Linked DNA regions of Homo sapiens: regions 2 and 3 are each linked to region 1. Evidence: read pairs that join two places in POLR2A ChIA-PET (ENCODE). Cell type or tissue: MCF 10A. All regions are shown on one strand.

What was found. ChIA-PET counts read pairs that join two places held together with the same protein. Peaks named below come from ENCODE experiments on the same cell type or tissue, not always from the same donor. Only the 100,000 strongest peaks of a DNase experiment are listed, where the experiment ranks them.
Region 2: POLR2A ChIA-PET joins it to region 1 with 9 read pairs; 1 of 35 experiments calls an interaction of 5 or more read pairs at or near these places.
Region 3: POLR2A ChIA-PET joins it to region 1 with 5 read pairs; 2 of 35 experiments call an interaction of 5 or more read pairs at or near these places.

The regions. Positions count from the first base shown.
Region 1 is chr14:63,991,545-63,994,044 of GRCh38, forward strand. It overlaps SYNE2 (spectrin repeat containing nuclear envelope protein 2), which reads left to right. Exons shown (of 116, transcript NM_182914.3): 22 at 2,291-2,425. Among named protein-coding and RNA genes, the nearest start is that of MIR548H1, 100 kb to the right of the region's middle. In MCF 10A, no CTCF peak of the experiment used is centred here; a DNase peak (open chromatin) is centred at 1,557.
Region 2 is chr14:63,921,806-63,924,305 of GRCh38, forward strand. The region is part of intron 2 of SYNE2 (spectrin repeat containing nuclear envelope protein 2); the gene reads left to right. Among named protein-coding and RNA genes, the nearest start is that of SYNE2, 70 kb to the left of the region's middle. In MCF 10A, no CTCF peak of the experiment used is centred here; DNase peaks (open chromatin) are centred at 1,036 and 1,486.
Region 3 is chr14:63,915,858-63,918,357 of GRCh38, forward strand. All of the region lies in intron 2 of SYNE2 (spectrin repeat containing nuclear envelope protein 2), which reads left to right. Among named protein-coding and RNA genes, the nearest start is that of SYNE2, 64 kb to the left of the region's middle. In MCF 10A, no CTCF peak of the experiment used is centred here; no DNase peak of the experiment used is centred here.

The sequences.
Region 1 (2,500 bases):
GATAAAAGTTATTCATGGAAGCATACTTTTCTATAGTTAAAGACCCAATAATGTTTTGTATGGAGACAGTTTCAGGTTGATTTTTATGGTTTGATAGGCTGAGGTTGCAGCTTAAGATGTCACCAAACCAGAGACTCACTATTAATTAACATGGTGGGAGGTGCTTGGGGGATTAGAAGCAAAGCTAAATGCCTCTACCTTGGAGCAAATTGGAGAGGTAGAGTAATACTTTTTTTCATTCATATTCAGCATTTAGCACACTTTATTGAACACTTATAATGAGCTGGGCATTTAGGGGAAATAAAGATGCAGGAAGGCATTGCCCCATTCCTGCGCCTACTCTTTATGAAAGGGCGCCCTATAGGAGTCTCTCTTCATTCTCATCACGGCCTCTGTCTGTCTTCTGGGCCTCAACCCTGTTTTGGCCTACTGGATTTGCTAACCACGCTGGGGCCCTGTTGTCAGTCATTTCAGCATTGCTTTTCCTATGACCTTAGTAGCCCTTGTCTGCTTGATCTCACGCCGTTTGAATTTTGCTAGCTGCCACCTTCAACCACTTCCCTCTGTTTTTTATTTTCACTTTTACTCCTAGGTTCCTGAAAGTACTAAATTGACCTTAAGAATGAATGCTTGTTTTAAACGATGGTGAGGCTGGATTCTAGGTGGGTAGAGATGGTCTGGTCAGGAAAAAGAGAAGGAAAAAAAAAATAGAGGGTCCTAGTCTCCCTCTTTGAATTTTTATTTTTCTTAGAGACAGGGTCTCACTCTGTCACCCAGGCTGGAGTTCAGTGGTGCTGTCTCAGCTCACTGCAGCCTCCAACTCCTGGGCTCAAGCTATCCTCCTGCCTCAGCCTCCAAGTAGCTGGTACTACAGGCAAACACCACTACGCCCAGCTAATTTAAAAAAATTTTTTTTATAGAGAAAGGGTCTCACTCTGTTGGTCAAGGCTGGTCTCAAACTCCTGGCCTCAAGTGATCCTCCCATGTCGGTCTCCCAAAGTGCTGGGATTATGGACGTGAGCCACTGTGCCCAGCTTCTTGGCTCCTTTACCAGAGAAGGGCTGGAGGTGTCAGTTTTCACACCATTTTCCTCTCCCTGACCTTCTTCCTTTTGGTTTTCCCCCATTTTGCCAATGGCATTTAGTCAAGTGGATACACTCTCACAACAGAAGCAAGATCCCTGCCCTGGTAGGCATGCACACATGGGCAGTGGGAGCTCCCAGCTATGAATAGCATACAGGGTAAAAGTGTGTCCCCAGGTCATAAATCTAGCAGTCCTCAAGGAGGCCTTGGAGGAGAGCCCTGGAGCTCAGCATTGTGCCTTACCTGCAGCCGGTCCATAAAAATGTGTAATGAGTGAATGAGCGAATTCCCACCCTGCTTAGCTTCTCCCGGAGTTATTCATCTTCTCTCTCCTGTAGGTTTTCTGCCTTTTTCACACACAGGCCCCGACCTGTTTTTTTGTTCTGTCATTCGCTAGTTACCTAGGCCAGGTTTCTGTTCCTGTAGAGTATGTCAGGTTAGGAGCAGACACATACCTGTCAGGGCTGTTCCCATTCTTGTGTACTGCTGGGGAGGAACTGCCAACATGAGTGGCCCTGGGCAAAACTTTGAAGTTGATGGTGAAACAAATTGGCCTCCTTTCAGCATAACTGCTTATGCACGATAGTTAACCTTTCTATAAATTTTGTCTTGGCCAGGCATGTGGCTCACACCTATAATCCCAGCATTTTGGGAGGTTGAGGTGGGAGGCTTGCTTGATCCCAGGAGTTTGAGGTTTCAGTGAATTGTGATTGTGCCACTGCACTTCAGCCTAGGTGACAGATCGCGATCCTATCTCAAAACAAAAAACAAAACGAAACAAAACTGTGATATACTCTTCATATTATATTGCTTCTGAAGTATGGTTGTCTGCTCAATACTTAAGAACTTTAGAGGAAACTTAGCCAGGGGCTCATTAACCCTGTACAGTGAACTTTATAATTACTTATCAATGGGGTAACAAAAATCATTTTGAATATCATAAAGGTATCTTAATCTGGGCCTTATGTGTAACTACATTTGAATAATAAATATTTTGGCACTCTTTTGAAAAGAATTTAAGAGATTTCAAAGGGCTAGCAACCTCGATTTACAAAGAGAAGTCTCCTATAAATCTTCAGATATTCTTCAGAGAGCACCTTCCCACTTTACCAGTTAAAGACATACCAAAATTAGCTTAGAGGATTTTGAGGATTTGGCAGTAGAATGAGGCTTTTATGATTTTGTTTGCAATTTTTTTTTTTTTTAGGAAGCACTAATAATTTCTAATACAAAAAGTCTGGCCAAGTATTTGAAAGCTGTTGAAGAACTAAAAAATAATGTAACTGAGGACATAAAGATGTCTTTAGAAGAAAAGAGTAGAGATGTCTGTGCCAAATGGGAGGTAAGAACATGCATATGTTTCTGAACTTACGTTTTTATATGTCTGATCCTGGGCTGTTGGTTGTCAGAGCCATTC
Region 2 (2,500 bases), 70 kb before region 1:
TCTTTCAAGAAGTTTGGATTTGAAGGGGAGGTGAGAGATAGGGTAGTAGCCATGGATTTGGCATTTCAGCTGATTTTGAACTATAATGAAAAGAACATGGATTTTGAATCAGACACATCTGGATTTGAATTTCTCCTCCACCAGATGTGAGATCCAGAGCATATTATCCAAGACATAGTAGGCTTTCAATAGATGTTTTGTTTTATTTTATTTTTTGAGACAGGGTCTCACTTTGTCTTCCAGGCTAGAGTACAGTGGCACGATCACGGCTCACTGTGGCCTTGACCTCCCAGGTTCAGGTGCTTCTCCTACCTCAGTCTCTTGAATAGTTGGGACTATAGCTGTGCGCCACCATGCCTGGCTAAATTTTTGTGCTCTTTTTAGAGACAGGGTCTCACCTGGTTGCCCAGGCTGGTATCGAACTCCTGGGCTCAAGTGAACCTCCCACCTCAGCCTCCCAAAGTGCTGAGATTACAGGCACAAGCCCCCAGACCCAGCTTAGATGTTTTATTGAATGAGCAAATAAAATATCCTCCATCTTCTGGGAGGAAGTTTTCTCGTTTATAAAATGCTTACCTGACTACTTTATTGGTAGCCCTTAATGAAATAGTGTCATAGTTCCTTACCTGTGACATTCCACTTATTCCCGGGCCTGACTTGCTTCAGCAAGCCGTCTGAGCCCCTCCAAGTGTTTCTTAAGATAGCCATGTGTTAGGGCTAGGTGCAGTGGCTCACGTGTATAATCCTAGCACTGTGGGAGGATAGCTTGAGCTCAGGAGTTTGAGACTAGCCTGGGCAACATGGCAAGACCCCATCTCTATAAAAAATACTCATGTGTTATAATATTTATTTTGAGATATATTAATATCTCAGAGTTTATCATTTCATCGCTATTTTTTGCCAGGCCCTTCTTATTCCCTGTTGTTTCAAGAGTAAGTCATACATGTAAATTGTCCGATCTATTTAGACAAGTATTTCACAAAGTGAGATATGTGAAGCCCTGAATCAGAATCTCTGGGAGTTGGGATCCAGAAACCTGCACTTAAACAATAACCCTGAGTAATTTGCTGGCATTCCAAAATGTAAGAACCCTGGATTTATAATCACAGCACAGCTCTGTTTAGTGCAGTCTGGTTCTTTTGCACTCAGAAGTCAGAGGTGCTTGGACTGCTGCCCCAGTAGAAAGTGTTCAGGCTCACATACCTTGATTTTTCAAAAGAAAAGTGTTCAGTTTTATGTGGTAGTTAAAAGGTAGCAAGGAGTAACAAATATGTGTTAAAATAAATGTAGTCATTTCTTTATTTCTTCATTCCGTAGATATTTATTGAGCAACTTAGATGAATCAGAAGAGTGTGAGAAGGAGGAGAGACAAATAGCACCCAACTTCTAGACTTTTATCAGTATTGTGGGCTTATTTTCATGTGCTAAAAATACAAGACTTGCTTACGCAGAGAGCCGGGAGCTATGTTCCAGTGAGGGTGGAAACAAAAGCCTCAGTATAAGACTGTCAGGTGTTTACACAAGGGTGTGGTTTGCTCATGTGGCAACACGAGGTTGCTGGACTCCACATGCTGAGGCTCAAAGTAGAAATCACTGATCTTATGTCACATATTTTCCCAACAAACTAAGTACTTAAATCTGTATGTTGATTGAGGAAAAATAACAAACTCCTGCTCCCTCCTTCCCTAGCCATTTAATCATTAATTCAATAAATGTTTTCTAAATTCCTATAGCATGAAAGCTCTGGGGTAGGTGCTGCAGGCAAAATGAGGAGCAAACTCAGACATGGGTCATGTACTGTTGGAGCCCATAAGCTAATGAGGAGGCAGAAGTTGATCAAATAATCTTATAGATATTAGCTAATATTTTATTAAGCTTTATTAAGATATAATTTGACATCAAATTCACATACAATGCAATTCACCCATTTAAAGCATATGATTTAGTAGTTTTCAGTATACTCACAGAGTTGAGCAGTCATCACATTGGATTTTAGAACTTTTTTTTTTTTTTGAGACAGTGTCTCACTGTCACCCAGGCTGGAGTGCAGTGGTGCCATTTCAGCTCACTGCAATCTCTGCCTCCTGGGCTCAAGCAATCCTTTCACTTCAGCTTCCTGAGTAGCCGGGACTACAGGTGTGTGCCACCACACCTGGTTAATTTTTTGTTTTTTTTTATTTTTGTAGAGACACGGTTTCACCATGTTGTCCAGGCTGGTCTTGAACTCCTGGGCTCAAGCAATCCACTCACCTCAGCCTCCCAAATGTTGGGATTACAGGCATCAGCCACTGTGCCTGGTCAAAAAAAGTATTCTTTTCCTACTGACTTTTCTTGGCATGCCTGTCAGAAATCAATTGCCCATAAGTGGAAGAATTTACTTCTAGATTTTCAGTGCTATTCCATTCTTCTATTATATAGATCAACCCATGTGCCAATATTGCACTATCTTGATTACTGTAGCTTTTAGTAAATTTTGAAATTCGAATTGTGTGTCTTCCAA
Region 3 (2,500 bases), 76 kb before region 1:
GGCTTTCAGTTTTTGTATTATTTTTAGAAGCATTAAAAATTATCCAAGCTTAGTGGGTTAGGTTACAAACATCGTAATGGAGATGCAATGTTTAATTTTATTCATTTACTCTGTAAATGGTGAACCCCAATCATGCACAGTGGTCTAGGTGTTAGGAGTACAAAGAAATAAATTGGGCACCTTCAAGAAGCATGTAGTCTAGATGTGCTTTTGCTTGTTGATGTCATGTGGAAGTGAAAAAATAGCCTGGGCCGCAAATATAATCATTCTTAGGAGATGAGTTGAAGTCTTTAACTTTAAAGGGTTATGTTTCTAATTGTGGTATCCATTGTACAAATTCAACCAAAATATGACCAAAAATGTTGTCTGGAATATCTTTTTATGTTTCATTTTTATGGAGGTGAAGAATAAAAAACGTACTGTATATAGCATTATTTGCAATGTGAGTTATAAATTCCTCTCACTGTAAAAATGAAACAGTTTGGTCAGAACTTCACTGGAGATTGTTGTCTTCTTACTGTTCTTACTCTTGAATTTCTTCTCATCTTTGGATATCACTTCCTGCAATAATCTTTCGGAGTTCCTCGAAGTATGTTGTAGGTACATATGATATTCCTGAGTTGTTATTGCCAATCAAGTTTCTGAATATTTTAGGTTTTCAATAAACAATTTTATTATGAGTGAGTGGCCATTTTCTATATTAAAAAAAGTTCTATGAAGTACCCCAAATTAGAAGAACTTTTGAATGTTCATGAAAATTGTCAGATAGGATGGAAACATGATTTCTTTAGGCTTCAGGCAGTGAAGTGTGTCTATGATGTTTAGGGGCTCAATAGTGCTTTCGTATTCTGTTTATGAGAGAAGACTCTGTTCTACCTTATAACTGTGAGTGAATGAAGCCATGTGAAGTCTTAGGAAGAGGAACACTATTAATAAAAGCTTCTCGGCTGGTGCAGTGGCTCACACCTGTAATCCCAGCACTTTGGGAGGCTGAAATGGGAGTACTGCTTGAGCCCAGGAGTTTGAGACCAGCCTGGGCAATGTAGTGAGACCCCTCTGGCTCCACAAAAAATAAAAAAAAAATTAGCTGGGCATGGCAACATTCCCCTGTACGTCCAGCTGCTTGGGAGGCTGAGGTGGGAGGACCTCTTGAGCCCAAGAGTTGAGCCTGCAGTAAGCTATGATCGTACCACTGTGCTCTAGGCTGGATGACAGAGTGAGACCCTGTCTTTAAAATAAATAATTAATTAATTTTTTAATAAAGGCTTCTGGGTGGAATTTCTACCCTTTTGTAGTAAAGTCCCCAGTGTGGGATTTTGAGGTTAATGATTAATGAAGAGTAAGAAAAGACATGTATTAGCAGGTAATATTTTTGCTTCTCTAACCAATTCAGATTACTCAGTTATGATAAATAAAAGCAAATTATCTTTGGCTGGTTAGATGCTTATTACACCAGAGAAAGCAATCAAGCTATAGTCCCTCACTGGCTATCAGTGTTTTACTATAACAATACAAAAGCTTCTAGAAAGTTCCTGTGATAGTAACTGATATTGTCTTTTGCTGTGTTTTCTTGGAAGTTTGTTTGCTTTGATATTAAGCTTTATAATCTTTTTATTTATTTATTTTTTTTGAGACGGAATTTCACTCTTATTGCCCAGGCTGGAGTGCAATGGCACAATCTTGGCTCACTGCAACCTCTGCCTCCCAGGTTCAAGTGATTCTCCTGCCTCAGACTCCCGAGTAGTTGGGATTACAGGCATGAGCCACCATACCCAGCTAATTTTGTATTTTTAGTAGAGACGGGGTTTCTCCATGTTGGTCAGGCTGGTCTCTAACCCCCAACCTCAGGTGATCTGCCTGCCTTGGCCTCCCAAAGTGCTGGGATTACAGGCATGAGTCACCGCACCTGGCCTCAAGCTTTATAATCTTAAAAATATTCTAATTAAATGAAAAATAAAATAAGAGCTTTTGTGGTATTTGCACTGCAAAGTGTTTTTCAAATTTTTTTTTTTTTTAGCTTTTATATACAGTTTTGGCTTCTGGGAACTTTGGTTCTGTTTTTGCCAGGAATTTGGGGATAAGCTTACTTTATTCTGGGTCAGTTACATTTTGAAAACTAGGGCAAGATAAATCCAGGGTCATTTAGAGTCTTGTTAAAGTGGGTTAACAAAGATCTCATTCATTCCTTATAGAAATAAAAATCCTTTTTAATTAGCCCCATGAGATACAAGATTTTCTGAGCTTTTCTGTATCCATGTATGTCGGGTGGGGGTGTAATTATTCAGAGCTTGAAGTAGTACATTAGAAAAACAAAACTTAAAATAACATCACCTTTAAGATAGAAAAACTAAGAAGTTAATATAGTATGTTAAATTGTAACCATTTGCTGGATTTAGTGTATGGTTTAACACTCTGAATTGGAGGTCATTCTAAATGTGCCTGTTCAAAACATTATTTCCCTTATCTAATTTCAACATTGGTGATTATAGTTTCCTGGAGT